Regions from separate parts of the Homo sapiens genome. Here region 2 is linked to region 1. Evidence: chromatin loops called from intact Hi-C (ENCODE). Cell type or tissue: B cell. All regions are shown on one strand. Links, peaks and the distances in the headings refer to the core of each region. The heading gives the core; the rest is flanking DNA.

Region 1 (2,802 bases), core at 18-2,517:
TAGCAGCAGTTCATGCTATGGTTCTGTGGTGCTGGCAGGAGCCGAGAGGACTGAGGGTCCCGTGAACTGCAGGTGGGACCCCAGGGATAAGCAGTGCTAGGTCTGTGTCTCCATCCAGCGATCTTCGGTCTCAAGTGGGTGAGGGGCACTGTGCAACCCCCGTTTGGAGACAGGTGATCATCAGTCTGTAGTGAGCGGAGGGGCGCTGTGCACCCTCCAGTTGGAGATGGAGCAGCTGTGTTTCCTGAAGCTTTGAGCCCTGAAACCCACATCCCCAGGGTCTCTCAAGGAAAGGCCCTTGGGGACAATGGCTGCAAAACACATTGAAGGTGGAGGATGAGGAGGGGCGTGTGGACTTCGTCAAGTGCGATTCAGTCTGCTGTGTGGCCCTGGGGCAGCAGCTGCTTGCCCTCTCCAAGCCTCAGTTCCCCTTCTGGTCTTGGAGGCAGTGAGGTGTCTCCAAGGGGCTGGGGCTGGGTGACAGCGGGCCTCAGGCTCTGGGTAGGTTGCTGGCCCGGGGAGGCTCAGCAGGTGCAGTGGTTGCTGTCCCCTTGGGTTCCCATGGCTGATTGAACAGATTCAGTGCAGTTCTCACGAAGGACCCTCCAACTTTCTCCACCTTGTAGAGCCCTAGGCCTGGGGTGGCTCAGACACAGCAAGGAAAGAAGCCCAGGTGCGCTCTGGTGTAAGGCCATCCAGAAGCTGCAGTGATACCCTCATGCACACAGGTGGTGGGTGGAAAGAAGCTCAGGTGCATCCTGGTGCAAAGCTGTCCCGGAAACTGCAGTAATACCCTCATGCACACAGAAGGTGGATGGAAAGAAGCTCAGGTGCATCCTGGTGTAAGGCCATCCAGAAGCTGCAGTGATACCCTCATGCACACAGGAGGTGGATGGAAAGAAGCTCAGGTGCATCCTGGTGTAAGGCCATCCAGAAGCTGCAGTGATACCCTCATGCACACAGAAGGTGGATGTTGTTTATTGAAATTAGAATCTGATCAGGTCTCCTTTATTTGGTCTGGTGACTCTATCCAAAAGCAGTGGGGCTTGTCCCCAGACTAGCACTGACGTCATTGAGACCAGGGCCTCCGACCAGGGCTGGCAGCTGTGAACGTGCCAGGCTGTACGAAGGCCTTGTGGCTGTGGCTGGTGAGGGTGGTGCCCAGGGGACGGTGGGAAAGGACGGTGGGTGGAGCGAATGTGCAGCCCCACCATCCCTGCCGCACACGACACACAGGGAGCAGCCCAATGTGCTGCATGTGAGCTGTGTCCCCCAAAGTCCCATGCTGAAGCCCTAACCCCCAGGACATCAGACGGTGACTGTATTTGGAGATCGGGATCTTCAAACAGGTAATTAAGATAAAATGAGATCATTAGGATGGGCACAAATCCGATCTGCCTGGTGTCCTTATAAAAAGAGGAGATGAGGACACAGACACAACCAGAGGGACAACCCTGTGAGGACACAGGGAGAAGACAGTGGCTGCAAGCCATGAAGAGAAGCCTTAGGCAGAGCCAGCCCTGTGGACACGCTGATCTCAGACTCCAGCCTCCAGGACTGTGGAAGCAGGAAAGTCAGTTGCTCCAGCCACCCCATCTGCGGGGCTTCTTTCAGCAGACCCAGCAAAGCAAGGCGGTGTGTGCTGTATATCATTTATACCTCTTCACCACCCCATAGGATGGAAATTTGAACGAGGTGAACTTAAGGGGTTCCCAGCACTTCCCGCAGCGGAACAGATGGCACGTGCAGAGGCAGGAGGGCCAGGCAGCAAAAAAGAGCAGGTGACAAAGCATGAAGTCACACTCATCCCTGTTTTGAATACACATTTAAAAATATTGCGTTACTAAAATTTTCTTATTTTTCTTTAATGAGTTCATGTTAATTGTGACATTTTTAAATTAAAAATATAAACAACTTAGTTTCATTTTATCACTGCAAGCGACTTTGAAACCTGCGTGAGGCTTTATTTCTAGGACAGACTTGAGCTTGAACAAGTCACTGGCAGTAGTGAGCTGGGAGCTGTGCTGGTGCAAAGGCAGCCCCGCCTGTGAGTGCTCGGCTTCCTGGGGCCCTTGGCGTGGGTCTGGAGGCTCCCCTGGCAGCCGTGGGTGCTGTCGGGCCGGGTACCCAAATCCTTGGCTGAACCACTGTTCTCCATGAGCTCACACTGTGTACCATGTTACCCCAAACACACACACACACAGAGAGAAGTGTGTGCACACACATGCTCATGCACACTCACACAGACTCAGGCACACATTCACGCCGCACACAGGTACCTATGTTTATACACACAGGTACTCGTTTACAGACATGTCCCCCCCATATATGCACACACACGCATATACACACACCTACAAACACCACCAGCACCCACAGGCCCACACTCATGCATTCTCCCTGGGGCCCTGGGAGAGCTTCCCCATGCGCCTGGTGAGGCTGGGCGCTGGGGTCTGGGGTGGGACACAGAGGAAGGATGCCGCAGCCAGGGGCAGAGGTGGGCAGGGACCAGCAAGCCTGGCCCATCAGGGCAGGAGGCAGGTGGATAGCGAGCGGGATGGATCAGGATACCACGAGGTGGGAGAGCCCCAGGTGCCCACACTGCCTCAGTTTACCCTGCCTTCCAGCTCTGATAGGCTGGCATCCTCCTAGCACACCGCTTTATATCAAGTACTTAGAGTCAGGCAGGTGAAGATGCTCAGCGGTCACAGACCTGTCATCTGGGAATGTCGGTCACCTGTTCGAGGGCAAATACACTGTTTCCCATGAGGCTTAGAGCCCTGGCAAAACCACACAATGAAT
Region 2 (2,802 bases), core at 208-2,707, 120 kb before region 1:
CACGTCTGCAAAACGTGGCCTTGAAGGAGTTGTATCAGCAAGACGTTAGACAAGGCAGCTCTTCCCTGTCTCCCCATGGAAAAACCAAGTAAATCATGGGCTTTTCCCTTTGCTGATTGTGCCCTTTGATGCTCAAGACATTTTTAATGTGATGACGTTCAATTTCTTTCTGCCTTTTGTTTCTTGAGCTTTTGGTGTCACATCCGAGAAATTCATTTGCCAAATCCAATGTCATGACGCTTCCCCTATGTTTTCTTCTAAGAAGGTTTTAGCTCTTACATTTAGATCTTTGATCCATGTTGAATTGATTTTTGTATATGGTGTAATGTAAGGGTTTAACGTCATTCCTTTGGATGTGAATATCCAGGTTTCTTAGCACTGTTTCTTGAGAACACTGTCCTCTCTCCACTGAATGGTCTCGGTACCCTTTTCGAAAAGGCAACCCACAGAATGGGAGAAAATACTTGCAAATCATAGATCTGATACGAATTGGTTTCTAGACAATATTAAAAATTCCTACTACTGAACACACACACAAAACAAAGAATCTAATTAAAAAATAGGCACAAGACTTGAACAGACGTTTCTCCAAAGAAGGTAAACAAACAGCCAGTACGCACACGGAAAGAAGCTCAACGTCACTAATCATTAGGGAAATGCAAACCAAAACTGCGAGTTACCGCCTCATACCCACTGGAATGGCTACTGCAAGGGTTAGTGAGAATGTGGGAAAAAATGGAACGCTGTGCACTGATGGTGGGAATGTAAGATGGTGCAGCTGCTCTAGAAAATGGTGTGGCTATTTTCAGAAAATTAAAAATAAAATTGCCATATAGTCAAGCAATTCTTCTAGTTATATAGTGTATTGGTCTGCTCTCATGCTGCTAATAAAGACATACTTGAGACTGGGTAATTTATAAAGGAAAGAGGTTTAATGGACTCACAGTTCCACATGGCTTGGGAGGCCTCACAGTCATGGCAGAAGGGGAATGAGGAGCAAAGTCACATCTTACATGGCGGCAGGTAGGAGAGCGTGTGCAGGGGAACTGCCCTTTATTAAACCATCAGATCTCGTGAGATATTTTCACTGTCATGAGAACAGCATGGGAAAGACCCACCCCCATGATTCAGTTACCTCCCACTGGGTTGCTCCTATGACACTGGGAATTGTGGGAGCTACAATTCAAGATGAGATTTGGGTGGGAACACAGAGCCAAACCATATCATAGACCCAACGAAATTGAAAGCAGGGACTTGAAGAGAATTTATACATCCATATTAATGGCAGCACAATTTATGATGGGCAAAATTTGGAAGCATCTATCCATTGACAGATGAATGTGCAAAGAAAATGTGGAATATCTACTATTCAGCTGAAAAAGGAAGAACATTCTGACACATGTTACAACATGGATGAACCCTAGGGACCATCTACAATGGAAACTAAGCCAGTCACAAAAGGACAAACAATGAACAATGTCACCTGCATGAGGTCCCTAGAGTCCTCACACCCACAGAGACAGGAAGCAGAGGGTGGTTGCTGGGGCCGGGGAGGGTAACGGGCTTAATGTTTCGTGGAGACAGTTTCAGTTCTGGAAGATGAAACTTTCTGTAGACGGATGGTGGTGATTGCTCACGACTGTGTGAATGTACTTAGTGCCACCGACCTATACACTCAAAAGTGGATCAGAGGGTACATTTTGTGTTATGTATATTTTACCATAATTTAAAAAAAGAACAGAAAAAAGAAGACCCTTGCTGAGCTTTACAAGCAACTCAGTCTTGTCTTCAAATATTCTTCATGAATTGAGATGGTGCCAGGTTGCTGTTTAATACCAACAAGCGACAGAGGAAATTCTAAATAAGTTTAGTCACGTTGTAGAAATTTGCTTACGAAACACGAGACTGGAATCAAACTCCTTTAGGGCTTTTCCCCCTCAGTGGAAAGAGTGGATACCTTGTCACTGAACAACGTGATTTTCCCAGGTACAGTTTATTTACAGGCAAAGCCACATCCTGCTTACACTTATGAATAGTTGGCAGCTGGCTTTAGTGAGGATGGATTGCAGGTGAGAGGAGGAACTTTGTTAAGGACCAGATGCTTCCCTGTTCTTTTGCCAGGTGCAAATCAAGCGCCACCTGGAAGAAATGTAATCATTTGAAATGTCTTTAAAAATAGTCACTCTCTGAATTTAAAATGTTAATTTAAAACAATTATGATGAGCAAAATAATTAGGAAATACAGACTTCCTAAGTTAGGGAGCCAGGCTATTCAGACTATGATGATATTGAATTACTTATGTATCATGGATGAAGCAGCTAGATCTAAATGAACAAAAATAAAAAAAAAGAGAAAACAGAAGATTAAAAAGATTAAAAAGAAAACAATTTGATGTGTCTTTATGGAAAGTTAAGCTCTGGCCAGAGCTAAGTTGGAGGTATTGCTGTTTCTTTCTCTAAAAAAGTTTAATGTGTTCGATCCAGTTTTTTCATAGCATTAGAAAAACTCTTTTTGGGATTGTTACTTTTTTAAAAATTAATATTCTTACTACTACTATATTTGAGGGAACTGAGCCATTTACGATTGTCAATTTCCAAATTTCTTCATGGATACAGATTCATTTCTGATTCATTGAACTGCAAACTTATTTTTTATAGGGAAGAACTGACCAAAAGCAAGCGATTTTTATATCTAGAAACTATTCCCCCCTTCTGTCTATTTCTCACCTATCACCACACAAATACGTCTTCCATGAACGCAAGCAAAATAACAAATAATATTAAACAAAAGGGATTCGTTTT

What was found. A loop is a pair of places that touch in the nucleus more often than their neighbours do. Peaks named below come from ENCODE experiments on the same cell type or tissue, not always from the same donor. Only the 100,000 strongest peaks of a DNase experiment are listed, where the experiment ranks them.
Region 2: it touches region 1 in a loop (23-fold over the local background); 1 of 110 quality-filtered maps calls a loop at or near these places.

What each region holds. Positions count from the first base shown.
Region 1 is chr10:1,576,475-1,579,276 of GRCh38, forward strand. The region is part of intron 1 of ADARB2 (adenosine deaminase RNA specific B2 (inactive)); the gene reads right to left. Among named protein-coding and RNA genes, the nearest start is that of ADARB2-AS1, 51 kb to the left of the region's middle. In B cell, for the core only: no CTCF peak of the experiment used is centred there; a DNase peak (open chromatin) is centred at 1,097.
Region 2 is chr10:1,453,122-1,455,923 of GRCh38, forward strand. All of the region lies in intron 1 of ADARB2 (adenosine deaminase RNA specific B2 (inactive)), which reads right to left. Among named protein-coding and RNA genes, the nearest start is that of ADARB2-AS1, 72 kb to the right of the region's middle. In B cell, for the core only: no CTCF peak of the experiment used is centred there; a DNase peak (open chromatin) is centred at 1,530; H3K4me3 peaks cover 780 bases; H3K27ac peaks cover 1,441 bases.